Linked DNA regions of Homo sapiens: region 1 is linked to region 2. A link is an interaction called in ENCODE POLR2A ChIA-PET data of the cell type or tissue named here. Cell type or tissue: CD4-positive, alpha-beta T cell. All regions are shown on one strand. Links, peaks and the distances in the headings refer to the core of each region. The heading gives the core; the rest is flanking DNA.

Region 1 (15,108 bases), core at 5,182-10,181, 91 kb before region 2:
ATGGAAGCTGTCCTCACACTCTCACCGTGATAGTTGGAGACACATTTATTTCCTACCTTTAGGTAATTCTATCACTAACACACACCATCCACTGTCCATCTCGGTTTCCACCCTCCACCTGGAACCCAGATACTAACGGAGGCAGCCTTGGCGATTTTGAGTTTTGAGCTTTTGGTTTCCCAGATAGGTTGATTTTACCCGTTCTCACCAAAGACAGGCCGCATTTGGGTCGAGCTGACAGAGCTGTCATGGACACAGCAGGTTACCCTGTACTCGGGAATGCTTCATGAAGCTTCCCACTCACTGCCGTCAGTCCAAGGCTGGGCGCCCTTTGTTTCAGGTGCCCTGAAATCAGTGTCTCCGTGCAGTGGTGGGAAATAGAGTGCTTAACCATGTCCAGAATCAACTGCTGTACCCTTTCTTTCCCTTCCCTGATGACACCTGAGCCCAGCCGGGGCTGCTGGAGGTGAGAGACCCTGGGACCCATCTGGGGAAGCAGGTGCAGAGCCAGGAAATGGTGCGTTGAAGTCCATACAGTCAGCCATGCTCACATCTAAGTGCTTAGTGGTGGTTTCCTCTCATTTGGGGGTTTTAGTTGTCCAGAGTGAACCTGAAATCACTGCTGGGTCTTGTGTCTTTAGCTCCAGATGTAGTCACTGGGAGGTGACGGGCAGGCTTTGGCTTTGCCTGGCCTTGAAGTTTTCCTCACAGTTTTGTTTTGTCAAGGAGTGTTCCCCCTTCTACTCTCGCTCCTCAGAAACAAGGGGACACTAACTCAGTCATGGCTTTGAATGGAGCGTTTCTGTGTGGTTTTCTCCTTGTCCCAGTACTCTGCCTTCTGCAGCTCCCAGCCCCCAGCAGCTGGGCACATTGGCCCTTGTGCTTTCATATCCACGAAAACACGTGGGAAGCGCGTGCCCAGCACATGCCTTGATCACATATTTGTAACTCGGGAGTCTGAGATGATCGTGACATTCTCGTATGGGGCTGTGTGTGGCCACTCCCATTCCCCAAGGGAGAACACAATTACTGTATTGTCTGTGGGCATTCTGGGCGAGCTGCTTGGGTCACGGCTGGGGCTGTTGGTATATTGGGGGATGGAAATAACCGTTTTGCAGCTTCCTACCTTTATGCTGCCATTTACAAAAGAGGGAGGTTTGGGACGACCTCTTAGAATCCCCTGGGTCACCTGGCTTTGTTCAGCTGAGTAAACCACCAGCCTGTGCCCCCCTACCCCGCCCCCATAGCTCAGCTTGTTTGCCTGCTATTCAGGCAGGACAGCTCTGGGAGGGCAGACCTCTGAGAGGTGGAGAGAAGCAGAGTGATGGGAGGCAGAGAGCAGGGTGGCGGCTTGTGGCTGTCCGGTGCGCAGAGCTCCCCCTGCCTGGGCCTTGTGAGGGCGCTGGCGCTGGCACTGGCCGATGTTGTGGCAGCTGACCTGTCTGGGCATCCTGAGGCTCCTTCCACCAAAAGCTGGGAAGGGGCCCTCCACTCCCAGCCCCGTCCCCCTAGCTTGCTGGAGTGTCAGACATGTCATTTAGCAGCATCCTAATAGAATACCCTCACCCCATCTCTGGCATTGAACTCCTGCCCAACACTCATGCCGCTTCCTCTAGGAAATCTCCCCAGATCTTTACCTCCCTACTTGGAATTCCAGGCTCACTTCTCTGCCCTTGTGGATTTATTATCGTATGACACACTATGCCTTGTGGGAAACCTAATTGAACACTTGCTGTTTGCGTGAACTTAGTTATGTATCACCTGCCTTCTTCCCTCAGTCCCTAGCACAGCCAGCCTAGTGCGTGTTGGACTTGGGACGAGACTGATACCGGGAGGAAATAATGCCCAGAGAGAAGCACAACACAGGGAGTACATGAGATTTGCCGGTTCAACTACAGTCACCTAGAAATACTTTTTGTTTCTGAGTAAAAGTCTGTTCTAAGGAGCGCAGCGTCACATGTGTATATAATCTTCCCATTGACCCATTTTGCTCTCTGTGGAGGCTCCCAGGACCTTGGCCCTCCCTGTCCCACTGGGGTTCCTGCAGAGGCCTGGGCTGTCCAGGCTCTGCCTGGCCCAGGGCCGGCCCTGCAAGTGCTGCCCGCCTCACATCAGGCCCTGACTGCAGCAAGACTCTTCCTCCTAAAAGCAGAACACAGAAAACAAAGCTGTTAGGGCAGGGCCCTGGGCTCTCAGTTTTCCCATGATTGGGTGTGAGAGGGCTGCTGGCCACCCTCCCGCCCACAGAAACTCTGATGAGTGTTTTCAGGTTCCTGAGGAGGTGTGAGTATGATCAGATACAGGGGTTTTTGTGCTGGTCACTGTGTTTTTCTGTTATGCTCTGCTACTGTGGAACCCAGAAAACTTTTGAGCCCAGCCCCTCCGTGAATCAGGAGGTGCTGTGCTTTGAATTAGTGTTAACAACATTTTGATAGCTATCGGAAACCCCCTGCAAGCAAGACAGATTTCAGTATCTCTGGCACCAAGAATGTTGAGACTTGACTTAACGTGGTGATTGTGTTCTTTGTTTCAGCAGACATTTCCTGAGCAGCTCTTTGTGCCAGGTTCTGGGGACTCAGGGGACTGAGGCTGGGCTCATGCCCTCCAGAAGCACACAGTCTGTAGGGGTGGCAGCTTGCTGGTTCATTTCATGGCCCTGTGATTCAAGCTCTGCATTCTGCACAGAGGCAGAGGGCGTGACCTGACTCAGTGTGGAGTGTGGAGGTCTTCCTGGAGGTGGTGACACCTGAGCTGAGTCTAAAAGATGAGGTTAGAGAGTCTGGAGGCTGAGAGGGCAGCAGGGAGCAGGGGAAGTGGGTGGCAAGTTCTAGCCTGAGAGACCAGCATGAGCAGAGGTCTGGAGGCAGGAAACTGCATGTGGTATTTGGAGAACTCCAGAATGTTTTAAGAATAGGCAGTACATGCATGTGTACAAACTCAGCAGTGAAAAGCAGTTTCCTCATCCCTGTCCCCAGCTACACGTCTCCCTCCTTCCTGGGGGGAGCTCCTGTTGTCATTTTCTTGTTTGTCCTCCCAGAGATATTCCATATGCATGTGCAAGAATATGCAGATATATACACACACAAATGTGTGTATAAAAATACAGTATTTTTTATATTTTTGATTTTAGAAAGTATTACCTATTTCTTGTGAAAGTCAATATCTCGTTTGGTTCAAAATTGAAAACATACAAAAAGCCATTTCTTGAAGAGTCTTCTCTCATCTCTGTTCCCGGCTACCCATTTCCGCTCCCTGAAGACAGGTTTTATGTTAAGTTTCCTTTGTATCCTTCCAGGACTTCTGTATTATTGGCACAATTATTTATTTAGTTTCACCCAAATGGGAGCTTAATATACCCACTGTTCTGATCTTTGCTTTTCTACTTAGCACTATACCTGAAGATGGTTTCCTCTTTGGATGTGTTGGGCTCCCAAAGCCTTCTTTTTTTTAATTTTTAAAATTAAAATTTAAATTGACACATAATTGTACTTATTTATGGGGTACATAGTGATGTTGCAACACATATAATGTATGATGATCGGCTCAGGGTGATTAGCATTTCCAACATCTCAAACGTTTATCATTTCTTTGTGTCAGGAGTGTTCAATATCTTTCTTCTAACTATTTGAAACTACATAATATTGTTAACTCTAGTCATCCTACAGTGCTATAGAACACTAGAACGTACTCCTTCTATCTGGCTGTAATTTTGTATCCTTTAACAAATCTCTTCCTGTTCCCCGCCTTCCCCCTACCCTTCCCAGCCTCTAGTCTCCTCTGTTCTGCTTTTTACTTCTATGAGATCAAAATTTTTTAAGCTTCCACATATTCTCGTAGCCTCTTAGAAAGCTGCGTTTCGTCCTTTGCATGGTGTTGCAGTGTGTATTTATCCTGTCCTTCCTGTTAGGCGGTTAGGCCACTTCCCATCTTGGCTGTGCCTAACGATACGATATGTACTATTTTGCTCATGAGTAGGACAGTCTGCAGGGCAGGCTGATTTGGCACTCACACACGTGTTCACAGGGAGAGTGAGTAAGGAGGATAGAACCGCACGAGGACACAGGCAGGTTATGTTTTACGCTCATCTCTCTAGAGGTTGACTTGTTCCCCCTTGTGAAAGGCAAGTGACTTTAAGTTGGATTCTGCTGAGTCTTGAGGAAGCTGTCTTACTCCTTTACTGTCTCCCATAAGTAAGCTCTGCAAAAGGAGACCTGGCCCAGTGTGGTCTCTGGAAGCAAGGTTCGCCCAGGGGTGTGGTTGGCGTCGCTTGGGGAGACTCCCTTACAGACTGTGACCTTCAGGCCATACCCTGCAGGACAAGGTCAGCTAGAACTGAAGCCTGCAGTGCGGCTCTGCCAGCCTTGTTTGCTGGGGCCTTGTGGATGTGGATGCCACCTCCGGCACTTGCTAGACTTGGGCCTCGTGAACATCACAGTTCTAGTCAGTAGTTTGTTGATTTATTAATAATTGAAGCGAGTAAGAGTCTGTCCAGGCAGGGGACCTGCCAGGATGTGGGAGGGAGAGACTGCAGGGTGACTTTGCACCCATCCCATGAAGGTTGTGATGCAGATTTCTGAACTTTATTTTTTGAGATGGATTCTTACTCTGTCCCCCAGGCTGGACTGCAGCGGCATGATCCAGACTCACTGCAACCTCCGCTTCTCGGACTCAAGCGATCTTCCCACCCCAACCTCCCGAGTAGCTGGGTCCACAGGCATGCACCACCATGCCCAGCTAATTTTTTTGTATTTTTGGTAGAGATGGGATTTTGCCATGTTTCCCAGGCTGGTTTTGAACTCCTGAGCTCAAGCCATCCGCCCGTCTTGGCCTCCCAAAGTGCTGGGATGACAGGTGTGAGCCACCGCACCCGGCCCAGATTTCTGAACTTTAGCGGTCCCAGTTATTTTATCATGCTATTTTTATCAAGATATTTTAATAATACCCTCTGCCTTTTAGTGCATTTTAATTTAGTTTTTATTTCACTCATCCATCAGTTGTTAATAGTTTTCACTTCCATGGGAGGGGACTGTGGCTTATGTATGTTCATGTCTTCAGCCCCTACCATCATCCCAGCAGTCACAAAGTAGTCACTCAGTAAGGGTTTGTTGAATGAATGAGTACAGTTGCCTGCCACGCAGGCTTTTGTCAGGACTGGTGGCATGCTGTTAACTGTTCATCCAGCACACTGGAAACTGGGTTTTGGTGCTTCAATGTCAACCTCTGACCAGTACTTGTTAAATTTCATCAATTCTGATCCCATCCAGTTATTCAGTCGGATAGGGTTTCTTTTTTTGTTTTTACATTTTATGACTTAAAAAAAAATTATTTTCGAAGCTAGGACCTCACTTTATTGCCCAGGCTGGAGGCAGTGGTGTGATCATGGCTGACTGCAGCCTTGGCTTGCCTAAGTGATTCTCTTGCTTCCGCCTCCTGAGTATCTGGGGCTGCAGGCACATGCCACCATGCCTGGCTAATTTATTTTTTGTCAAGACGAGGTCTCACTATATTGCCTAGGCTGGTATTATTATTATTTTTAAGTCTGAGAACATATCTATGCCACCTCCCTTGGGTCTGCTCCTGATCGAGGTGGCCAGTGTTGGTGGTTTGTTTGTTTTTTTTTTTTTTTTTAGATGAAGTCTCTCTTTTGTCACCCAGGCTGGAGTGCAATGGCGCGATCTCGGCTCACTGCAACCTCCACCTCCCAGGTTCAAGCAATTCTCCTGCCTCAGCCTCCCAAGTAGCTGGGATTACAGGCGCCCGCCACCACACCCTGCTAATTTTTGTATTTTTAGTAGAGACAGGGTTTCACCATATTGGCCAGGCTGGTCTCGAACTCCTTACCTCAGGTGATCTGCCTGCCTTGGCCTCCCAAAGTGCTGGGATTACAGGCGTGAGCCACTGTGCCCGGCCGTGTTGGTTTTTTGATGTGTAACTTTTCCTTCTCCTGCACATTTTTGAACTCCATCCAGATGACACTGGGGAAGAACCCCTTTCCACAGCGAGGTGAAGGCCAGTCCACATTTGGTTTGGGAGGTGCATGGAGGAGTGCTCAGAGGCCTGGCTTTAGAGTTTTGCTGCTGACTTAGTGAATGAGCTTCCTGAGAGCAAGGGAAGTACAACCAAGCCTGGTTCAGATGGCTCCACTAGGGGGACAGTGACAGCTATAGCCGCAGCTGGTGTACTTGGCAGTCTTTCAAGCATTTTGGGGTGTGCTGCGGACAAACAATAGAATGAATCTTTGTTTCTGGAGCCTGGGCCATTTCTAACGAGGAAGATGATTACTCATTTTTGGAAGTTGGGTTAACTCTTCCAGAGTCTTTTGACTCTCGCTTAGATCTGTAACGAAAAGCCGAGAAGAGTTCACCTTGGCATCCCAAGGTGTTTGCTTTAAAGCCGGGTGACTCTGGTTGGCTGTGTCATTTCCTCTTTAACACCCCTCCACCCAGGTCTTTGCCCTAAGTCAGGAGGCCTGATTGTCATATCCAGAGTGCTTAGAAGGAAGTGGGGCAAGTGTTTGCAAATGAGGTGCCCCTTTCTTCTCCTGTTCCCCCACCCCCATGGCATGCCAAAAAATAAAGAAGGAGCTCAAGACCCGTTGAGCAGCTGTTCCTCCAAACTTCTTAGATTAATTCCGTGGCCAGTTCTAAGTAATTTAAAGCCAAATGCCTGGACTTAGCTTTGAATTAGGACTTCATGAAGCCTTTCTTCGTCTTCTTCCTTCTTTCTTCTTCTTCTTTTTTTTTATTTTTTTTGTGAGACAGGATCTTTCTCTGTCACTTAAGCTGTAGTGAAGTGTTGCTATCATAGCTCACTGCAGCCTTGACCTTCCTGGCTCCCTACTCAGCCTCCTGTGTAGCTGGGACCACAGGTGTATGCCACCATACCTGGCTATTTTTTAAATTTTTTATAGAGATGGGGATTTCTCCATGTTGCCCAGCTGGTCTTGAACTCTTGGGCTCAAGCATTTCACCTGCGTCAGCCTGCCCAAGTGCAGGGATTATAGGCGTGAGCCACTGCGCCTGGCGGTGAAGCCCTTCTTTGCAGAAATCTCTTTCTCTGCCTTAAGAGGCAAGAATCTGGTGCTATTTTGATCTGTGAATAGACAGATGGCTGTTGTTACACATGCAGCGGCTCCCCCGCCATTGTGCTGTGGCTGGTGGTGGGAGTAGTCTTACTAGAATTTATCCTGCCCTCCAGAACCCTCCCCTGCAGTAGGAGTCAGGTAGATAGCTTTGGCTGTTTGACCTGAGAGGTGCCACAGAGCTCGGGTATACTTGTCATGTGACAGACCCGCCTGGCAGCTTAGAGTCCCTCCAGTTTTGTTTTGGCAGATGATGGCATTCTCGAATGTGTGGTGGAGCTTGCAGCGCGATGTGGGGGTAGAAGGGAGAAGGCGGAAGGCTTACCATGTGATTGATGAGCCTGTCTGATTAATTTCTACAACAGACCCTGTAGGTTGGTAGATATGACTCAGTCAGATCAGGAAGGGGGAAGTCCTGAAGTGTGAGCTGAGGTTAGGATGTGACCTCTGATGAGTGGGTGGCACATGGGCAACCTGGTGCCTCTCGTGCCTATAGCAGTTCTTACAGAGCTTGTTGGGACCTTCTTGCATCACCTGTCATGTCCCAGTGTGATATAGTCTTAGACCGGTGTGTTGGGGCTACCAGCCTGCAGGCCTCCTAGATAAAGAGATCACTGCCCTCGCAGCTGTGTTCCAAGGCCCAGCTGCTGAGAGATTACCTTCCCTCTGTGCAGTGTCTTTGGGGGTTCTGTGAGAGCTGTAGACACCAACAGGAATGCTTCTCCCTGCCTGCTGAGTGACTGGAGCTGCACCGGTAGGAAAGCTGTGTCTGTAGCCTGGGCTGGGGGTGGATTGTCCTGCAGGAGAGGGAGAGTCCGAGAGCTCATAAACATTTTGTAAAGGAAAAGGAGATTCTTGTCCTGAGAGTTGTCCTAGAAGATGAAGATGTCAAAACTGGTCACTGGCTAACTTCCTGGCTCTCCAAGAAACTCCTCTAAATCAGGTTGTTGTTAGCGTCACTGAAAGACACCAAGATGCCCCTGTATGCATAAGGATTGAGCTTGGAAAATGCAATCACGCATACATCCCCATCCTCACCCCATGGATATGTAAGAGAGGGGCAGGTTCTGCAACACCACCTCCCCGCTACCTCGGTCCCACCCATTGGAAGAGTCCCTGTGGCCTGCTCCGACTCTGCTTTATGGGAGGTCATAGCCAGGGCACTTTGATGGCAGCAAGTAAGGATTTGGCCTTTGCCTTTGTCCAGTTTCCTGGGACCTTGAACTGCAGGTCAGGTCTGAGTAGGACTGGAAAGGCCAGCATAGCAGTTGTTCCAGGACAGGCATCATCAGCTTACTGTCCTTTCTTATAGTTCATTCAGTACCTTCAAATCTATTGATTTTCATGCTCTCTCCAGAGTTGCCATTTGCCTGTGACACGTGAGGAAACTGAGGCCCAGAGAGTCATAAAGACCTGGCTGAAGCCACACAGCTGATACGTGACTACAGTTAGAGTCTCACTAGTCAGAAACGGAGCTTATCTGGCCCAGCATCCTATTTGACTCATGAGGGAACTGAGGCTCCGAGGAGGGAAATAACTTGGCAAACTGGGCAGAGCCAGTAAGTGGCACTGTCAAGCCCAGAGCCCCCATCCCCTAAGTCCTGCTTGATCCACCTAGGCCACACAGCCTTTTGTTTGGGTCTTTCCATTTTTGTTTTTAAATCTTTTTTTTCCACCCCTCTTCTGTTGGTTTTTAGTCATGGTTTGAGTAAATTCAGTATACTTATAAATAGGTCCGACTGAAGAACAGGTCATGGTTGTCTTAGGCTAAGTGGCTTAACATGATAGTAGATTATCTTTGGGGCCCGCTGCGGTCCCCTCATTGTCCTCTGGTTCTCTTCCCATTCTTTCCCTTCCCCCGGTTTGGAGCAGAAGGCGGCATCTAGCTCTGTGGCCACTCGGTAAGTGTGAGTTCTCCTCTCTCCGTGCCTCTTGTCCCTCGTCTCCTTCCTTTTGAGTGTGTCAAGCAGCTTCCAGTCTATAGCAAGCTCTTCTTTCATAGTGTTTGTGGGTTAAAAGGACATGAGCGGTCGTGAGAATTATGGGAGTGCCTATAGGAAGCTCGTCCATCAGTTATTTTTCATTGATAAATGGACTCTTGACAAGTCATGCATGCAGTTGGCTTCAGTTTCAAGAAACAACATGGGCTGTCTCATTCCCATGTTGAGATTTGTTTTGGCTTTTTGGATCCCAGCACTTTTATGTCCCTGAATAATGTCATTCCTCCCCCTCCTCTTGAAATGTTATTTGCTTTAAAAAGCAGAAAATCCCTACAACATTGAAAAGTCCAGGAGAACAGAGTTCCGATTTGGTTCAGCAGCTCAGTTTACTGTTTTGTCTTGTTTTGTTTTTCCCCCTTCCATTAAGGAGACACATAGGCGAGCCTGGGCCACTTTGTTCAGCCAGGGGCCCAGGTCAAGTCTCTTTCAAGCTGTGTAGTGTGACTCCCAGTCCTTCCCCAAGTGTGGCCTTCGGTGGCCTTTGATTACCTGAAGGACTAGATCAGGGAATATGTTTTAGCCCCAGTTACTGAAGAAAGCACCTCTGAGGACACACCTTCCTGTGGAGGGAGGGATGAGGAAGGGGTGAGTATGCCCTCTCTGTCTAAGGACAGCAGGTGCTTCATGCGTACAGCCAGCCACTCTCACTTGCCCTGCTGAATGTCCACCAGCCCAGTTGCAGGAGCAAGGTGCTTGGAGGACTCAAAAACATATTCTTGGCCCCTAGAAGCTAATGCTGTAGCTGTGAAGACGAGATGCTTTTATCCAATTTATGAGCATTTAATAAGGGCCTATGCCCTGCTAGGAATTGTGCCTACCTAGGGATTTCAGTGTTTCTAGGGATATTTTTGTAGTGCCCCCACCTACAGGGCGTTACCTCCTTAACTTATAGCTGAGGCGGGCAGCACAAGGGTAACGTCTTACATGTTACAAAGGCAGAAAGCTGAGCAAAGTTGCAGAGCTTAGCCAGGGCCCTGCAGCTCCTCTGGGACTGAGCTGGGCTGAGCGTGGACTCAAGTTCAGTGCTCTTGCTGTGATACTGACTTAGCAGATAGACATCAGTCAGGTTGCTGCCGTGGGCAGGCTCTGTGCTGAGGCCACAGGATGACTGAGGGAGGGCAACACCTAGGCTGCACACGTGGAGGGGGGGCTCCCCACAAACAACCTGGAAATGAACTTTGAGAGAAGGACAGGGTGGCAGTGGGGGAGGCATAGGCAGGAGGCACAGGACCTGAGGAGATAGGGACAGATGGATACAGGTTCCAGCTGGGGTTGCAAGAAGCCATTGTGACTCCCTGCAGGCCCAGGAGCACCCTGAGCTTCCTGGAAGACACTTCACCCTCTGCAGGTTACCCACCATGTCTGCACATCCATGCAGTTAAGGAGGGAAAGTGATGGCTTCCTGTCCCGCTTCTACCCTCTCCAAGATACTCGTCATCTGCCCATTTTTCTTGCTTACAGTGGAACCCCTAATACCATGTTTCAACATCAGTTCCAGAAGGTTGATGTTTGGCTGGGACACCTCAGGATGGGCTGTATTAGAGAGTGTGTGTATTGCAAAATTAGTGTCTGCTTTGGCATTTGATCATTTAGCTGACAAATCAAGTACTTAAAGGATAATTAACAATGAAACTTACAGGTCTTGGAGTAGTGGGGTCCAGGGGTTAAGACAGACTTTGGAGTTCTGTAGATGTGGGTTGAGTCTTTGTGCCTTGTTCACAACTAGGTGACCTTAGACCTGGGCCTCACTTTCCCCCTCTGTAAAATGGGATAACAGTAGTACCCTCTGATAGGGATACTCTGAGGTTGCAGTAAGCACAGGGCCTGGCACTGTTGCTTTGGCTAATATTTTCCTCATGCTGCTTTAAAAGGTAGGCTCTGTGTCACCTGTTACTTCTGCACTAGCAAAGTACTGATGAAAGAGGTTTTCTTTTTTTTTTTTTTTTTTTTTGAGGTGGAGTCTCGCTCTGTCACCCAGGCTGGAGTGCAGTGGCACGATCTTGGCTCACTGCAAGCTCTGCCTCCCGGGTTCCCGCCATTCTCCTGCCTCAGCCTCCCGAGTAGCTGGGACTACAGGCGTGCGCCACCACACCCGGCTAATTCTTTGTATTTTTAGTAGAGAGGGGTTTCACCGTGTTAGCCAGGATGGTCTCGATCTCCTGACCTTGTGATCCGCCTGCCTCAGCCTCCCAAAGTGCTGGGATTACAGGCGTGAGCCACCACGCCCGGCAAGAGGTTTTCTTTGCCTCTTTTTTTCTGTGTGTTGAGGGTGGTGCTGGCAGGATTGTTAGTTGTTTCTCAGCAGGACCTGAAGACATGGGAACCCTGGCTGTGGGAGTCGTTGAAATGTTCACTATAGTATAGAAGCTGCACATTCGTGGGTCCTGAACTCTGGTTGAAACACCAGACTCTCTTTCCAGTATCAACTTGGTCTGGGAAAGTAGAGGCCCTGGATAAAGTTCTTAGGCAGCTTTCAACTTTTATCCTTTAGACTCAGATGACTTAGTTAGTATATAAAATCAGCAAGCAGAAGCGTCCCCAAGCAGATTAAATCCCTTTGTCTTGGCGGATATGAAGCTTGACTGCAGCATTCGGCTCCCCTCGGAACCCTTCTCGCACTTTAGGGTTGTCACAGAATTTGGCAGGAGACAACGTGACCCACTAAGCAACACCCTTCCCCAAATGTTCATATACTTGCTTCTGGATTCTGCCCACAGATTGCTTTTGTCACACCAACAACTGAAGCTACGAAAGTTTCAAAGTGCACAAAGACCTTGTGGAATTGCTGTCTTCCCCTCCTATTTCCTTTGCTTAATGGGAGGGGGAAATGGAAGCTCTGAGAGCAATGACTTCCGGGAGCCACCAGGAAAATCACTGTCAGTGGCTGAGTTCTCATGTTTAGGTTTTGATCTGAGTCCTGTTTTTAAGGCGGTAAAATTAACTGTGAAACTAATGTGTGCAAGTAGTACGTACAGGCTAAATAAAGACACTAAAAGAAGGAAAAGCTTGTCTTGCTGATTTCCAGTTTCTTTTAAGGGATAGCCCTTCAAAATGCATTACAGAGCATTTGGTAAACTTCTAATCTTCTTAAGATTTATATAGGATTGTAGAGTTTGCAACACTTTCTTGTATGTATTAATTCATTAGCATGCAATCCTCTTTTGAAGTGGATGAGCCAGGTGGGGCTCCCACTTGCTGGAAGCTGAGAGTCCCAGGCCACAGTGATATCAGATAGCTGTGTTCAGCGGTTGCAAACAAATGAAGACACATTGAAGACTGTAGAACAAAAGCAAGAAAATTTCATGTTAGCAAGGCCTTGTGTGAGAGCAAAGCTGTCCCCCCTGTTTCTGTGGTGTCAGAGACAGAGTGGCCTGGGGAGGAAGGCCTGGGTTTGAATCCTGGTCTTGCCCCTGCTAGATGTATGATATTGGGCAAATGACTTGATTTCTTTTCTTGGAGCCTCAGTCTTCCCATCTGGAAAATGTGCATACTACCAACCATAATGCCTGTTCATAGGAACGTGAGAGGATTAGCTGAGAAGGACCCAGCCTCTGGTGGATGCCCAGGGAGATGGGAATGGAGGTGAGGGTGGAGGGCTGTGGCTGGAAGTGTGGCTGTGTGGGGCACATGGGGGTGGAGATGGGCTCTGGGCATGGGGCGTCTTGCTGACCACGGCAGCAGCCACCTGTGTGTGTGCCCTCCCACCCATAGGCCTTGCTTTGGGCACAATGCTGGCAAGTTTGGGGCCGTTCTTGGGCAGATGCACTCTTGGGGTGAGGACTTGGGAGGTGGGCAGGGGCCCCCTGCCACCGTGTCTGCACCCAGGGAGCATAAACATGGATCAATGGGAAGTCTGACCTTGCCTTTTGCTCTTTTCAGTGGAAATCCTGGTGAAGATGAGTCATTGAGTAGGGGCTCCTGGGGTTGAGTCAGAGAGCACTGTGTCTCCATGATCAGGTTGGGGTGCCAGCCAAGGGGAGACCCTCACCTAGCCCTCCTTTGGCAGATATTGGGTAGCCCTAGCTGTGTATGGAAGCAGGCTGGAGGCCCACTATCATGAGCACTGCCCAGGGAGTCACGGGAGAGAGGTGGGAGGTGAATGTGGGGACTGGGAAGTGACAATACAAGACTTAAATACAGGGCAAGGAAAACTGCAGCCGAGATGCAAGGATGGTGCCCGATGAGAGTGCGGCCCACGATTGCTACTTGTGCAAAGGGGAATGGACACCAATGCCTGGCCTTCTCTGTGCCGAGCTTTTTTATATGTGTTTTCTTATTTAAATCTTACAGCAGCCCCAGGGCAAAGGTATTATCCTCATTGTGTTTAATTACTTAATAATAATAATTATTTTTTGAGACAGGGTATTGCTCTGTGGCCCAGGCTGGAGTACAGTGGTGTAATCTCGGCTCACTGCAGCCTCTGTCTCCCAGGTTCAAGTGTTTCCTGCGCCTCAGCCTCCTGAGTAGCTGGGATCACAGGCATGCACCACCATGCCAAGCTAATTTTTGCATTTTTTAGTAGAGTTGGGGTTTCACCGTGTTGGCCAGGCTGGTCTTGAACTCCTGACTTCAAGTGATCCACTGACGTCAGTCTCCCGTAGTGCTGGGATTACAGGCATGACCCACTGCACCCAGCTTAATTATTTCTTTTGATATAAGGTCTCCCTCTATCACCAGGCTGGAGTGCAGTAGCATGATCATAGCTCATTTCAACTTCAAACTCCTGGGCTCAAGCCATCTTGCCTCAGACTTCTGAGTACCTGCGACTACAGGCATACACTCCCACGCCTGGCTATTTTTTTTTTTTAGTTTTTATTTTTTGTAGAGATGGAGTCTTGCTGTGTTGCCTAGGCTGGTCTTGAACTCCTGGTCTCAAGCAGTCCTTTTGCCTCAACCTCTCAAATGCTGGGATCACTGGTGCGAGCCACTGTGACCAGCCTCAGCCCCATTTTAAAGATGAGGAAACTGAAGTCGAGTGATTTCATGGCGAAGGCCAGGGCCGCTAAATTCCACACACACGTTCCTCCCCTTCCCGCGCACACGGTCTCCCTGGTATAATCAGTGGGCTTTAAAAAAAGTTTTAAAAACTTATATATAGCATAATACACTCTTTTGGTGGTTAGTGCTATGAATTTTGATAAATGCATAGATTGGGATTTATTTAAAATTTTTTTTTTGAGATCATTTACACTCATGCAGTTACAGGAAATAATACAGAGAAATCTCGCATATCCCTTACTCGCTGTCCCCTAATGGTAAATCCTACCAAACTAATGCAGCATCACAAGCAGAAAATTGTCACGGATACAGTCAAGACACAGAACATGTCTGTCTCCAAGGATCCCTCCCGCTGTCTTTTCATAGCCACGCCCATTTCCCTCCTGCTCCCACGCCCCATCCCCAACCCCTGACAGCCATTCATCTCTTCACTAATTCTATAATTTTGCCATTTTAAGAAAGGGATATAAATGGACTCCTAGAATAGTGAGCCTTTGGGGACTGGCTCTTTCACTCTGCATGAGTCTCTGGAGGCTCATCCAGGTTGTGGCGTGTGTCTCTGGTTGGTTCCTTCTTATTGCCGAGTAGTATTCCACAGTGTGGCTGTGCCCTGCCACATTTTGTCTAATTGTTCACCCAGCAAAGCGTCTGTGGAGTATTTCCTGGTTTTGGCTGTTATGAATAAAGGGCTGTTACAAACATTTGTGTGTGAACATAAATCTTAATCTCTCTGGAATAAATGCTAAGGAGAACTCTTGCTGGTAGTTGTTTGAATGGGCATTTGAAGGGGTTTTTTAGGGGATGGAGAGGTGAGGCATGGTGGGAAGTGCAGTCCTGAATGCTGGCCCACCAGGGTTCAAATCCCAGCTTTGAACCCGGACCCTGGGTGAGTTGCTGTATATGGCTGTAAAATGGGGATAATTCAATCTGGCTTGTGGCTAATGTGTGTAAAGCGCCTGGTACCTAGTAGGTGCTCAGTAGATAGAAGTGATTCTTGATATAGGTTAAGAGAAAACCCACTAGACCATG
Region 2 (15,108 bases), core at 3,978-8,977:
CACCTTTTTGAGGTTGAGTCTTCCTATCCCTCACACAGGATTTATTTCTATTTGTTCAGTCTTGCTTTTCTGTTCTTTAAAGTTTTTTTTTTTTTTTTCTATCAATTTTCCCAGTTCTTATAAGTTCATTCCTGGGTATTTTATCTTTTGTGTTGCTGGCGTGTCTTCTTGCTCTTGAAAGCAGATTGTTGTTAGCAAGAGTGGTTGGATATAAGCAGAGCTCCCAGACCCCTTTGCTGTGGCCTTGCTGTGTCCACAGAGAGACAGAGGCACAGTTGTGGGGTGGAGTGTGGGAAGGGGGGATCGCACCCTTGGTGGTCTCTATTTATCCCTCCAAACACTTCTGAGGCTTTGAGGCTCTTATTAGCCTTGTACACATGAGAAACTGAGGCACAGAAGTTTAATGATTTGCCAAGTTCCCTCAGGGCACACCCGAGCTGGGATTCCAGCCCAGGCCTGTCCAGCCCATACTACCCCACCGTCCTGCCGGAGGACTGCATGCTTTCCTGAGCACAGCCCAGAGTGATGGGGTGCGATTGCACATCACGCAGCTGTGCAGTCTGGGGCATGTCCCTTCTCCTCACTCGGCCTCTGTCTGCTCATCTGCAAGAGTGGCTAAACCAGTTGGTGATTTGCTCACTTCTCCAAGAGTGTGCCCTCCATGGAAGACAATATCTGGAACAGAGTTGTGAGCTGCTGGGGTGGAGCCCAGAGGCCGTGCTCAGCAGTCCTGTCTTCAGCACCCCGATGTGGCCCCAGGCAGCTGAATGCGAACGAGTGCCCACCAGCCCCTCTGAGAGCCTTGGACATACCTTCTGCATCGCTAGTCCTGCTCAGAAGCCACCCCCAAAACTGTGAGCCCTGCTGGTCGACTCTATTCAAGGTCTGTGGGCGCAGGCAGTACATTAGCCTCGGCCCCCCGCCAGAACCCTGTGTGCTTTGGAAAGGTCCCTTGACTTTTGTTAGGCAAAGAATTCTCTTCACGCCAAGCTGCGAGCGAGGTGGTTTCACGAGTCCTGTCCTGAGTGTGTGCTGGCTGGAATGTACACCACAGAAACAAAATGTTTGTTTTCCAATTGTGAGAGCACCGGGAGGCCCTTTGGCGTCAGCTCCCACACCTTCTGTGTTCGGGCAGGCCATCTGCCATCTGGGGCCTGGTGCAGAAACGTCGCCACCGTGTGGCCTGTGGGGTGCCCTCGGAGAGGGGCCCCTGGGTTGGCCACCATTCAGAGGACACGCGTGGCTCTGGGCCTCCAAGGTCTGTTCTTACCCACGGCATCCTGGGGTGTAGGCCTCAGGACCCCAGGGCTGTGCAAACAGAGGCCCAGTTGGGAGGGCCGACCGGGTGGGCCCTTCCTTCCTACCTACCCTCTGCCCCCAGGCTGCACGATGCACCCACTGTGAACCAGGCCGTGGCATGTGGGGTCAGGGTTCCCTGCACGCTTGGCAGGAAATGGGGTACACACAGGAGCTTGGGCCTGCTTCCGGAGTGGCTGCTGCAGAGGCGGGTTTTGGTGGGAGAGAAGGAATCTGCCAGTGAAGAGGGAGACAGGGCGGGGCCGTCAGGATGGTGCTGACCCAGGGCTGGTGCAGAGGGGGTTTATGTGGCTGAAAGAGGTTTGCTATAGAAGGAGTCAGAGCCTGAGTGGGAGCAGCAAGGGCGGAGGGCCCAGGAAGCAGAGCCTGAGGAAGAGGGGCCTTGGGAAAGGCCAGCCCGAGAGTGGTGGCCGGGCTCTGGCCTGCGTGGCGGGTTTGGCCCGATGAGCACCACTCTGGTGAACTTGACAACTCCCCAGGCCAACGGAGTGACTTTCTAGGGCTCCGTTATGAGTAACCCTCTGTTGCTGATAGCCCACGGGATGAGTGGAGTCCACAGGGCACCTGCTGGAGCCCACGCTTGCCTTCCTTGGGTCTGGCAGGGGAGATAGTAGGCTGGGCCTGCTGGCCCTAGGTCCGTCTTCAGAGGCCTGGGATTTTAGGTGTCTGGGCTGGGGATGGGCTGTCCCCAAGATCAACTCCTCCTTCCCCCACTCCTTCAGCCTCCGGAGGCCATAGGTAATTTTCCTTAGAGTCCTTGTCCCCAGCTGGGTCCTAGGCCTCGAGTTACCGTAGGCAAGGCTACACTGTGTAAAGAATCCAGCGGGAGGGGTGCCCCCAGGATGCACAGCATGAGGGCCCCAAGAGAGCCACCAGAGCGGGGACAGCAAGGCCAAGGGATGGCTGGGGGTGTGGAGACCATGGAGAGAGCCCCAAGCTGGTGCCACCCTTCCCGAAGTGACTCAGCGTGGCCTGGACTGGCCGCCACACAGCATACCTGGCTCTGGCACCACCTGGGCCTCCCAGATCTGGAGGGGATGTCAGATTTGGGGCAAGATACCTTGTCCACAGAAAAGGAAAAATGGCGCCTGCCCTGTGAGTCTGACCAGTCTGAGACAGTGCCGCCAAAGTCTGTCCCCTGCTGTACTGGCTTCTGGAACGGGGTGACCACAGTCTGGCTGGCATGTGGCAGGCGCTCAGTACACATTTGTTGGCCTCTGCAGAAATGAGCTAAGGAAACTGTCACAGGAAGGTGGGAACTTTCCTAGTAACTGACCAGGGCCAGCCTTCCACCCTGAAGATATTTACCACCCCCACTGGGCCATTTGCTTCTAGAACCTGTGGTCTGGGAAGAGTCTTGAGTATCCATTGCCAAATCAGTGGAGCTTCCAGGGCCCTGGAGTACCTTCCCGCTCCTGGCAACCTGATTTCCCTATTTTCAGGCCCTGGCAACCTGGCTTCCCCATCTGGGTTTTGCTGCCAGTGTTGCCCTGATTCCTGAGGGTAAGGAGGCAGTCCAGACTCAGAAGGGCTGCCTCTTTGGGGTCCAAAGGTGGTAAGCATTTCACAAAAATGGGCTGGGCATGATGCTGTCCCCCGCTTTTCTTTTTTTGGAGAGACAGGTCTTGCCCTGTTGCCCAGGCTGGAGTACAGTGGTGCAATCTCGGCTCACTGCGACCTCTGCCACCTGGGCTTCAGTGATCCTCCCACCTCAGCCTCCCGAGTAGCGGGGACCACAGGCATGCGCCACTATGTCAGGCTAATTTTTAGTTTTTTTGGTAGAAATGGGGTTTTGCCATGTTGCCCAGGCTGATCTCAAACTCCTGGGCTCAAGCAATCCACCTGCCTTGGCCTCCCAAAGTTGTGGGATGACAGGTGTGAGCCACCCCGCTTGGCTGATGCTATCCCTTTTTAAGACTGGGCACCAACACGGCCCTGGGCGAGCAGCTGACCTGGCCTACACAGGAGGTGGCTGGGCAGCAGCAGAAGACCAGATGCCCAGGGGAAGGGCCCTGCAGAGCCTGGGCAGTCAGCCCCTAGGGAAAGGTTGGCCATGCCCACAGCCTTCGAGGCATCTCTAGCACCTGCAGCCTCAGAGGAAAAGAAGCCACCACCACCTGACCCCTCTGGCCCCAGGGGCAGGGGCAGCAGCTTCCTGTGAGAAAGAGTACGGCCTTCACGCAAAATCCAGATTTACCAGAGATGGGTTAAAGATGGGCCAAAAATATGCTTGTGCCTTTTTTTCTTTTCTGAAATAGTTTTTTAAAAAGCCTAGGAAACCACATGCCTTGCCGTCTTGGTTGTTTCTGTGCCAGCTTCCAGCACAAATGGGACTTAGAAAATTTCCAGGCTGTTGGCCATCCATTCTCATAGCCTGGTGTTTTCTTGATACTTGGAGAATTCTGTTCTCATGCAAGCGTCTGTTTGGGGAGGAAATGCGTCCACTCAGCCAGAGCCTGGGGCCCCTGCAGCTTTCAGCAGGGCAGCTGCCAGGCCAGGCTGGGGACCAGCTCTGCTCGTGACTTGTGAGTTGGGCTTGTTGATGGCCCTTTCTCAGAGGGACTCGAGGTAGCTCCATGAAGACCTCTAACACAGAGCGCCATAAAACTGGACTAAAAAGAGGGAGAGAGCAAGGGAAGGAGGAAACGCAGCTGGTCCCGCCATGAGGAGCAGTGGCACAGGAGGGAAGTGGTCTTCGCTTGCCCAAAAGGGAGGCACTTGAGCACCTCTGGGAGACGGACTTGGCGCAGGCAGGGGCCCAGAGGAAGCCTCATGTGGGCACTACACTTAAGACACCGACTAACCGAGGAGAGGCGTCCCCAACAACCACCCCTCCCCAGCACATGCCAGGCAGGCTGGGGCCAGGAACTGGACTCCCCACAGGGCCCCGTGGCCAGTCTCTGACCATGGCTTGACATTCCCGTTCTAGAAAGAATAGTAGTACTAAGAAGCAGGTGCATAACCTATAACTACATTAACACCCAGGGTGCTTTTACCTGTGGCTTTAGATTGGGTCTCTAGAAGCGGGGCCTGAGCCGGGGATTCTCGTGCCAGTGACACAGAGAGGGATGCTCCCAGCAAGAACCTTCAGGGAGGCGAGGGAAGCCCATGAACTGCAGAGGCCCAGGAAAGAGGTGGGCTCAGCTGAAGTCGCTTCTCAGCCTGGTGCTTTGGGAGCTGCGAAGTGTGACTAGCACGTGGGACTTGATCCCGCCCAAGAGGAGGGACAGCTCCTGTCCCTGCACCTGTTGGTCATTGGCTGGGGGTGACCCCAAAGGGAAAGGGTAACCTCCTTCCTATCCTAGATCTCCCAGCCCAGAGTAGTTCCGGAAGGGGCAGCCATGAACTGTCAGAGCCAACACTCACAGCAGTGGAGAGTGGGCACTGCTGTGGGTTTGGGACTCCAGGTGGGACACCAGCAGCCTGGCTTTCCTCTTAGGATCCTTGCAGTGGCCCTGTGAAGCAGCCTGGCCAGAGACAGCAGTTCTGCTTCCCAGGGGAGGAAACGGGAAGTGAGGCCACTTGGCCAGTGGAGGATCTCAGTGCCTCCAGCTGCAGAGTCTAGTTTCCCACTCTCCTCTCCGGAACCCTCCAGGTTCAGTGGAGAGCCAGGGCCCAGGGGGTGAGAATACCGCAGCCTCCTTCGGAGGAGGCAACCGGGACAAAGGGGAGTGGTCACTATCTGCTCCCAGACATATCACCTGACCAGCCAGCTTTGTCTTTGTCACCGGATGCCCACTCCTGCATGTGGGGCCGTAGCTCATGAGTTCTAGGGACAGCAGTCCCTAGACAAATGCTGGGGCTGTTTCCCCCTCCACTCCCCAGGCCTTGCCCTTCGGAGCCCAGAGTGGGTTCTGGGTCACTACTGATAAAACATGTGGTTTAGTTCAGCTCAGGAGATGTTTCTAGCGTCTCTATTACGTGTTCACCCTGCTGGCCCAGGAACAGCAGCACCTGGGAGAGGGAATGAGCTTGTTGGGCTGAGGCTGGACGGAGTGAGTAGCAGTCTGCCTGGCAGCAGTACAGAGCTGATATGTTGAGTTGATGAGTTTCCTGAGGCAGGTCTGTATTTCAGCTTGTACCTAGAAGGCAAGGACCAGGCCACCTTTGTCTGTATCCCCGTGGACTCAGGAGAAAGTATGGGAATAAATATCTGCACAGAACAGCCCTGCAGAAGAGGGGTCATTGCTCCAAGCTGGGAAGCCCTAGGGAGGCCGGCTGGGGCAGGCTGAGCAGGAAACCCCAGCTGGGGCCAGCGGGAATGGCCAGGGCCTCTTTGGTGGCTAGAGCTGAGGTCTAGGGGGTCTGATGGAAAAGGCAGGGCCTCCATCCCAAAGTTGCCTCTCTAGCAGGCTGCTGTGGTCTGCCTTTTGCAGACTCTAGGAGTAGGTCTTGATCCATGTCCCTGGCCACTAGCCTGAGGCCATAGGGACAGTTCCCACTGAGCTTTTTACCTGGGCAGGCCTGTTCCAGAGTAGGTGGCCCAGCCCAGGGCTGGGGCTGGATGTCAAGAGAGCAGAAGTCGACGGGCTGGGGGACAGTTGGTCCTGGAGCAGCACTTTCACCTTGGAATAATGTGTTCATGCAGCACTTTGAACTTAGCCATTTTGCGGCTTTTTGCAGACATTTTTGAGGGCACACAGGCCTCCAGGCTTCCAACTTGCCTGTGCAGTGTTCTTCCATGGGGTAGCTAGAGCTGCTAGGAGACTCTGGGGCGGGACCTTGCCCCGGGGCATGGAGGGCACAGGGCAGCTGCAGGGCCTGGGTGTGGCACACCCTGGGTGTCTGCATGGGGGTTGCTCACGAGGGATGGGGCTCTGGGCAGAACACACACCGCCCCATTGTGGCAGTCACATTCCTTCCTGACAGGTGGGGCTCGCCACCAGCTGGGGCAAACAGTGGGTGGTTCTTGGCTTTCTTTTACTGTGGCTGAAATGGCTGTTTTGAGTCAACGGAATTCTCAAGGTTTCGCTGGCTTTGTGGCCAGGAAGCAGGTATATTTGAAGAATACTGGAGACTCAGTGGCATTCTGGGGTTTGCTTGTGACGAGATTCACCAGCCCTTCCTTGTAGACTCCCCCTGCTTCACAGCAGAAAGGGCCCAATTAGTCCAGATAGCCCTGAACACCCTGACTCGGCAGGCAGGCTGGCTGCAGCCCAGAGGTGGAAGAGTTGCCTGGCGCCGTGATGCCCATGTGGATGGAGTCTGCCTCTGTATTGCCTGTCTGACCTCAGCCCCTTCCAGGGCGCAGTGAGGCAAAAGCCACACGTCTGTGAAAGGTCTAGCTAATGGGTCTCCAGTGCCCGTGCCTGGCTATGGCTAATGCATAAAGTGTCTTACTTTGTTTGGGCTGCTGTGACAAAGATGCCTTAGACTGGGGAACGTATAAACCGCAGAAATGTATTTCTTAGTTAGAAGCTGGGAAGTCCAAGATCCAGGTGCCAACAGGATCGGGGTCTTGTGAGGGCCTGCTCTTCATAGTTGGCACTTTCTCACATCCTTGTCTGGCTGGAGAGGCACCTGCGCTCCCTCCAGTCTCTGTTATGGGCCCTCATCCCATCTGTGAAGGCCCCTACATGACCTCATCACCTCCCAGAGGCCCCACCTTTTGCACTGAGGAATGGTGGGGGGGGGGGGGGCACAAATTTCGACCGTAGCACCACGGTTAGTGCCGAGACCCACACAATCATGGTGGCCATAAGTTAGGCACCCCCGCTACCTGCGCCTTATGCCAGAGGAGGTCAGTGGGAAGCTCCGAGCAGGACCGAGAGGGTGAGCACAGACAAGCGCTGTGCGGCGTCTGTCCGATTGCGCAGGCTGCGCTCCTGCTGCGTTCACGTGCGAGGCCACAGAAAACACTCGCAGCAGGCCACGCCCCAGGCCCCTCACATGACAGCTCGCAGAAAACGCTGGCACGCGTTCGGGCGTCAGGCACACGCATCTCAACAGATGTGGCTGACACCCAAGGCAGTCGGCCTCAGTGCCCTGTCACCCACCTAGAACCTGTTCACAGCATGTCATCCGGGCTGCTCTGGCCTTGACTGGACATGATTATTTATCCTTACACACCGTGGCTGCTCTACAGGCCAAGAAACAGGCTGCTCAGCCAGGGTCAGGAGAAGGTGGGTCAGGCTCCCCGGGGACCTCAGGCCCTGACGCATCCTGGCCTCACCCTAGGCCTCCTCTGTCGGGGCAGCCTGGCTCAGCAGAGCCCGGGACACACGGCTGAGGCCACCCAGGCTGGGCCATCTTGCCCCTGTTTTGTGCCCCCTACTCAGTTCTCCTTCTGTCCTGGCTCAGGTCTAGGCCAGTCAAGAGGGTGGCTGAGAAGCAGGAGGAGCCTCAGAGACCCTCCCCTCGAAAGCACTGGGGCTTCCACCTCACAAGCGGCAGGTTCGCTTTGGGAGCTGCTGGTCCATCGCCCAGGCCTGGCCAGGGGCAGGCGAGGATCCTGGTTGCCGATCCATCGTCCAGGCCTGGCCAGGAGCCGGTGAGGAACCTGGGGCTGTTGTGCAGGGGTCGCCGTCTCCAGCTCTCTGCCGTGGTGAGGGGATTGTGCTGTGTGCACACCACCGGGCTGCATCGAATCCCACCATGGCCCAGAGGGTGGACCTGTGGCTCCTTGGGGGGCCAGCATCTCCAGTCTAATGGGTGCCCCTGCCACTCTCCTGAGTTCCCGTGCAGAGCTCCCCCCAACACCTCAGCCTTCACCTTTCTCAGTTAATCAAAAGATTCCAAAAAAAGCAAACCCATCAGAACGGCTTCCTCCACCGAGTGTTCAGGAACAATGAGCGTGCCCATGGCAGGCACATATACCTTCCTCCAGAGAGAGCGCCTTTTATTTCCCATCCGCTGAGGCTGGTTCAACAGCTTGTTGGCTGTGACAGCCAGTGATCACCTGTATTTCAAAGAGACACACAAACACTGCAGCCTTTGAAAGAATCAGGCCCTCGGGACAGGTCTGTGGTCTTGGCGTCAGCAGGCGTGCGGCGAGGGAGGCGGCGGGTGCTCCAAGGCCCTGCTTTGCTTCCCCAGTCCCCACCCATCTGCTGGGAAGAAACTAAAGGCTGGAATTCCCCCCTGCCCTCTGTGCGCAGCTCTTCCCTCGCTCCCCTCTGCTATTCGACCTCGTTGCTGCAGTCCGGTTGGGGATATCCAGGACTGCGCCGGGAGTGCCCCTCACTGTCTCAGCCTCTGTCCTGTCTGTGGCATGTGCATCATTCTGAGGAGAAGGCTGGATTTTGTGCTCTGCCCTGGGAGCAGGTGTTGAACTGCACCCACTTGTGCACAGTGTCAGCCCTACCCCCATCGCTGGCAGCTGACGCCAAGCAGAACTGGCCTGCGTACCCTTGAAATCCTGTTCAAGCTCTGCCTGCCGCTCGGGCAGGCCCCAGGCTGCCTCCTGCCCCAGGCCAGCCTGGGAGCACACTTGGTGCCTGGGAGCACACAGAGGGAGCACACTTGGTGAGCGGAGAAGCTTCTGCGCAGCCTACTCTCTCTCTGGGGCCTCAAAGGGCCCAGCAAGGCAGGCAGGGAGCATCATGCACCTCTTCCAGATGAGGCCCCCAGCTGGCGAGCACCAGAACCTGGAGCCTGGCCCCTCCTCAGCAGATCAGACCTCCCAGTCCCCAGCACCTGTGGAGGGCACAGGACCACTCCCTTCTAGAGACTCTGTGTCTCCAGGTGAGGCCGAGAACTCATGTTTCCCCAGCTCCCTGCATGGCTCTGTTACACACCAGGCTCAGGACTTCAGCTCGGCCCCTTCTAGCCTGCGGCTCCCGCTCTGGTTGTGGAGAGTGGGTAGAGCGGGCGTCGTGTCGCCCTGTGTGGGGCAGTTACAGCCTGGGCTTCCTCCAAGTCAGATCCCTTCTCAAGGGAAGTATCGCGGCGCGTCAGTTATGTTTGCATAGAGGTCCCTGCTTGAAAAACATTGATTTCACCACCATTGTAGGGTGTTTGGGTTACTCTCTTCTTTTCCATTTAACGGTATGTTGCCAAATTTTTACACACATCTTAGAATGTTTTCTTAAGATAAAAATCCAAGTAGTGAAATTACCTGATCAAGGAATTGGATATATTTTCCCCAGGTTGCGCTTCAGAAAGGCTGTGGACGAAGTGTTAGGAGCATTCCTGTTTCACCGCAGCCCCCCAGAACTGGGTCTGCATCAAATTTGTGTGCTTTGCCGAGTTAGTAGGTGAATAGTGGAATTGCGCGTGTCTTTATGAGCACAGAGCGCTCATTGGCCGGAGGTGCATCTTCATGAGTACGTTGCTCATGGGCCCGTCCTTGCCTGGATAGGAGGAACCCGGGACTTGATTGGTCTTGCCACAGCCTGGTGGTCTAGTTGCTTTGTGGGGTGTGCAGTCCTGGGGCTGCGGGAGGGGAGTAACCCTTAGTAACCTGTGTGTCTGCCCCTCCACAGAACTGTCAGACCTTCAGCAGCCTCAGCTGCCTGAGCGCAGGGACAGAGGACTGCGGTCCCCAGAGCCCCTTCGCCCGCCACGTCAGCAACACCAGGGCCTGGACCGCCCTGCTCTCAGCCTCCGGCCCAGGGGGCAGGACCCCCGCTGGGACCCCGGTCCCTGAGCCTCTTCCCCCTTCCTTCGACGACCACCTCGCCTGCCAGGAGGACCTGTCCTGTGAGGAGTCAGACAGCTGCGCCCTGGACGAGGATTGTGGCAGGAGAGCGGAGCCGGCTGCAGCCTGGCGGGACCGCGGGGCCCCTGGGAACAGCCTCTGCTCCCTGGACGGCGAGTTGGACATTGAGCAGATAGAGAAGAACTGAGGGGGTGTGGGCCCAGGCAGGGCTGGGGTGTGCTGGCATCGACAGCCCCCACTCTGGGCACTAGGTGGGCCCTTGAAGGGGAGCCCAACTCGTGGGCCTGATGAAAGCTTCCTGAGTGGTGTCGGGTCCCAGAGAGGGAGCCCACCTGCTGCCTGGGGGAGAGCCTGGCCTGGCCGCGTCATACAGCGGGTGTGTCAGCCTCTCACCGGCTCCCCGAGCGTGGCAGCCACCAGGTCCACAGAACTACTGCAGCCCAGAGGACAGCTTTGAAGTTTGCGTCTTTTCTGCCTCTTTCCCTGTGGGATGTTGGGCAGTCTCTGTTGTCCCCGGCAGAGCTGGGCACCGCTCTGTATCCCCCTGGTGGTGGGGGCTGTCAGGGAGGGCCTGGGGTGGGGGCCAGGGGCCATCTGCTATGTCAGGGCCCTTCTTGGCCTCACTCAGGTTCACTTCTGGGGAGTCGGCCCCGCAGCTTCTTTCACTCAGTTTTACTCCGTGCCTTCTCTCCCAGGTCTCCCTGCTTCAGGCTTGGGAAGGTTCGGGAGATGCTTCCTTCTGTAACACCAGAACCATTTGGCCTTAATTCCAATGTGAGAGACAGAATCCCTGGGGTGCTGGACTGGCCCTCCAGAGGGTAAGCCATGTCCGGAGTCTCGGGCCCAAGGAACGATTTGGAGGGTGCTTGTTAGGGCCTCCCGTGTTGGGTAGAAATTTGGTGGATCTGTTGGCTGAAAAGACGGACTTGCTTGCCTCTCCTACAGCATGGAGAGGCTGACCCCATGGCTCTGCCACCGTTGGGGCAGGGTTAGCAGATGGCAGCCCTTCTCTGTGGCTGACAGGTCACTGAGTGATAAGCATGGTTGGTTCCGGTGAGTGTAGGGATGGCACGATACCAGGGCAGCCTCTTGAAAACGGCCTCGGGAGACGGGAGCTGCGAGCAGGTGGGCAGATGAGGGCCCTATGCGCACTCAGGGGTGAAGGGCGTCCGCTGGCCACTCTGCAGGGGCCCCTGCAGGATTCCAGGCACCTCCCGTTTGTCCTTGAGGACTGCTGGCTGTAACCAGGGCACATCACCCACCTCAAGACAAGCCCACGCCCTTGTCAGCTTAGGGGGAGCCCAGTCCTGAGGGCTGCATCTCTGTTGTAGGCCCAGCCACCGGCACAAAGCTGGATTCATGCTCCCTGCCCCTACCCCACCCTGGCTCCTCACCCTGGGGCATCCGAGGAGCCTAGCCCCCTGAGGGTTTGCTCTCCTCTCAAGGTTTGTAGCTCCTCTCCGGCTGCCTTGCAGACACCACCACATGGGCTCTGCTCTATGGGAATCTGGCTTTTAGCGAATGTGGCGTCTTCTGCAAACAATAGCAATTGGGCTGGCTTAGGAGCAAGTGGCTCATTTTCCCATAAGGCTAAAAATAACTGGTGCGCTCCCTTGTGTTGGCTGACACGCGCGTTCAAAGCACTTTTGTAGTCACTTTGCTTTTGCTCGTCTTCATGGACGAGTGAACGCCTCGCTTCTGCAGGTTGAGTCCAGATGCTTCTCACCTTCTTTCTCCTCAAGAAAGATGCTTTTTGGGAAACGTTGTTTAAATCTTATTTTTTTACTACATCAAAAGGATGGTGGTTCAAGTTCCCAATATGTGGGTGGCACTTCTTAAAAATCAGCTTTAAGGAGCTGGCAGAAAGCCCCCAGCCCCACAGCCCTGAGAGATGGTGTTGCTAGCTCAGGTGGCTGACACATGGGGTATGCCGGGCACTGGGCAGGTCCCAGAGCCGGGGAACCAGCTCACCTCTGGTTGCTGTAGCTCCTGCCGGAGGCATGTCTACTTGTGATCCCGGACAGCCGAACCCAAGAGCTGGTGGCTCTGAGCAGACAGAGACATCTTGGCCTGTCCCTGCCTGGGGGTCATGGAGACCATGTCTTCTTAGAGCAAATGTGGAGGCGGCCAGGGCAGTTGTTGGGTGAATGTGGAGAGCACATGGCCATGTCTTGCCCCCGGAGTACCACTGGGCGTGGGGGGTCCTGGCACCACATGCCCGGTGTGGCCGAGGGCACACAGCCTCTATAGCAGGCCTTCCTGTGGAAGGCAGAGGCAGTGAGGGAGGTGGACGGTGCCAGCTGAGGCTGAGGCATGCAGCAGCCCCCAGCTACCTTTGCTTAGGGCTGGGGTGGGAGGCACATGGTGACAGGTATATGTCGTGGGACTGGGGTGTGGGTGACCTGCCCTCAAACCTTGCCTGCCACCTCCCCATTCAGGCCTGGTGGCAGGAAGGGACAAGCTGTGGAGCTGGCTGAGTCACAGCCACCTCCCCACCTCCCCGCAAGCTGGTCCCATCGACCAGCAAGCCCAGCCCCAGGGCGCTTAGGGAGAAATGACCCAGCCTCCTCAGACCCCGCCTGCCTGTCCTGTGCCCACCACGCAGCAGTCAGGGGAGAAAATGGTGGCTATCCCTTCTGCTTAGAGAAAGAAATGGCCTTTAGCTGGTTTCATGTTTGTGTTTTGACTGGAGGGAGTAGACCCTATCTATAAGGTGCCACCCCATCATCCAAGCTGCCACACTGCCCGGAGCAGCCTGTTCCTGCACTCCACCCTGCTGGCCCCAGGACTTCTGATCTCAGTCCTCTGGGAGGGAGGTTCGCCTAGGAGGTGCCCCCCACATTGGTGTCCCCATGGGCAGCAGGCAGACAGCTCACCCCCACCAGCATGATGGCCCCAGCTGGGGGCAGTGGCAGGAGCCTTACTTTTGTCACAGCCTTGCCCACAAACCCTGCCTCTGAGGGGAGACTGAGGAAGGGCAGAGCCAGAAGCAAGCCGTGCCAGGCCATCTGCCTGCTCATGGGGTCCTAAAGCGCGGGCTAAGCCTGCAGGAAAGCCGGGGCGGTGGGGGGGGCTTAGTGCCACATGCACCCCACTCATTCCAAAGCCACCAAACTGCCAGGGGCTGCCGTCCACCCGTGGGGCCCAGGGGCTGGGGCCACAGCCTTGCCATTTTCGTTGCCATACCCTCTTGCCTTACTCGCGGTGGAGGCCGGATTTGCACGGGCAGACGTGCACCTGGGCCCGTGGGGAGCTTGTTCTGACCAGACGTACAGATTTTCATTCTCAGAAAGCCTTACTTTTCAACCAAATTTTTGTAGCCAGTTTTGTGAATTTGTACACTGAAAGAAAATTTAAATAAAGGGGAAGTCCACATTAAAAAGAAAACAAAACAAACCCTAACTAACTTCCAAATGGGTCTCCTGGTGCGGGGGCGTGAGTGGCCGTGCCCTGGGTGTGCTGCCTGTCTGAGCAAGCTTCCCTAGCTGTGGAACCCCGGGCCCCCTGCTGCGGGCTCTGCCTTGGTGTCATGCCTGCTGCACCCCCGTTTCCACTGACGTGCCGTCTGTGGCTATGGGGGTGGTCACTGGAATGACGGTCACTCCAGACGTCAGCCGGCAGGGATGCAGCAGGCTGGCCGCGCACCGGGGCTCGGGCACCCTCTGGCCCCACACTGGCAATGATGCCACACCTTGCCATGTCCACGCTGTTGGTCAAACCCCTCTGTCATGCCTCTTTAAAGAGAAAAGAAGAGAAAGATTTTTTTTTTTTTTAATGGCAGACCGAAGTGGAGATCTTGTAGCCTAGATAGGATAGTCTGACCTTCTAGCATAGTCTTTTTGGCAAATGATTTGTGTTTTCAGTGTGTGGGGAAGCTGTCCTGGGGGCTGGGGCGACAGATAGCACATAGGCTGTTTCTGGGGCTGCAGGGGCTTCCCTGAGCTGGATGTTGTGGGTGTTGCCGTGCTTCAGGAAGTGTGGCGACCAGAAAGCGTAGACCCGGGGCCCAGGGTCTGCCCGCCCCTGCAGCCTGGCCTCCCCGCACAGGCTGTGGCTTGCACTCCAGCCGCTCTAGTCTCTCAGGAATTTGCTTGTTACTTGTACTGTGTAAATAAAGCTTCCTGGTTCAATACCCAAGTGCCTGGTGCCAGCTGTGTGGTTTCTGTTGGGTGTGGTGAACTGGCAGGTCCCCCCTGCTCACAGGAGCATTAGCTCTGGGCGCAGAGAGACCTAGACTGGACCCTTCTGTCCCCTCCAAGCCTCGGGGTCTGAATCGATAAAATGGGGCTAGCAGACATCACAGAGCTGTGGAGACGCCGGGGGACGGGGGAAGGCTGCCCATGGCCACAGCTGCATCATGGGGAGCCCTTCTAGGGCCAGGAGCCCCAGGACAGCAGTGGGGAGACACTCCTTGTGTCACTTGAGTTAGAAGCCATGGAGGAGTCTGCCCTTCCGAGCACAGCAGCTCAGCCTTCGACAGCGCTGGGAGGTGAGGCCACACAGCAGCGTGCGGAGATGGGCCCAGCCTGGCCTGCAGCCCTGAGGGGCCTGGGATGGCCCCCACCACCCACCCACCAGGGTAGCTGAGGTGGCACAGACAGGCTCACTGGCTCCGGGTTTCTGCCCCCGCTGCAGGCAGCACAGTGCAGACTTCTGCTGCGTGAGTGAGTTGCGGGGGCCCCAGAAGCACGAAGCCCAGCCCGGCGTGGCCCACTGTCTCCCGTGCATGGCCCTCTGCTTACCCGGACTCAGGAGAAGGGCGTGTTTGCGGCCTGGAGGACAGGCGTGGAGAGGTTTGCTTGATTTCCATAACTCAACACTTGCCCACACAATCTGCCCATGGAAGTCTGGCCTAGAATGCTTGTTAGGGCCAGAGCAGCCCCTCTGGGAATGAGGCTCTGTAGCCCCCGCTTTTCTTTTGGTTTTTGCTTTTAGCAAGATTTTTTTTTTTTAAGTCTATGAGCACTGAACTCAAGAAACAAACATGTGAAGTGGGGCTGCTGGGGGGAGGTGAGCCCCTTGTCCTCACTGCCATCCCTGCAGCCCTGCCTTACCCAAGGCCTAGGGACTCACTGATTCGAGGCTGGATGCATTGACTTCCCCAGCACACCCTCCCCTCACCCCTGCCTCCGTATCTGACAGATGACTGGTGGGCCAGGGGCTGGCGGGGGGCTTCTACCCAGCGCAGTGCC

What was found. ChIA-PET counts read pairs that join two places held together with the same protein. Peaks named below come from ENCODE experiments on the same cell type or tissue, not always from the same donor. Only the 100,000 strongest peaks of a DNase experiment are listed, where the experiment ranks them.
Region 1: POLR2A ChIA-PET joins it to region 2 with 20 read pairs; 9 of 35 experiments call an interaction of 5 or more read pairs at or near these places.

The regions. Positions count from the first base shown.
Region 1 is chr10:124,710,683-124,725,790 of GRCh38, reverse strand. The region is part of intron 1 of FAM53B (family with sequence similarity 53 member B); the gene reads left to right. It overlaps FAM53B-AS1 (FAM53B antisense RNA 1), which reads right to left. Exons shown (of 2, transcript NR_120631.1): 2 at 11,017-12,357. Among named protein-coding and RNA genes, the nearest start is that of FAM53B-AS1, 14 kb to the right of the region's middle. RefSeq lists enhancers at 667-1,633, 1,903-1,992, 2,043-2,132, 12,797-13,091. In CD4-positive, alpha-beta T cell, for the core only: CTCF peaks have their summits at 5,881 and 6,164; DNase peaks (open chromatin) are centred at 6,160, 6,430 and 7,450; H3K4me3 peaks cover 1,452 bases; H3K27ac peaks cover 4,477 bases.
Region 2 is chr10:124,618,237-124,633,344 of GRCh38, reverse strand. FAM53B (family with sequence similarity 53 member B) reads left to right here. Exons shown (of 5, transcript NM_014661.4): 5 at 9,741-14,053. The coding sequence ends at 10,103. Among named protein-coding and RNA genes, the nearest start is that of FAM53B-AS1, 78 kb to the left of the region's middle. RefSeq lists enhancers at 2,642-3,494, 5,410-6,365, 6,366-7,321, 7,322-8,277, 11,154-11,654 and 1 more. In CD4-positive, alpha-beta T cell, for the core only: a CTCF peak has its summit at 6,119; a DNase peak (open chromatin) is centred at 6,154; H3K27ac peaks cover 2,628 bases.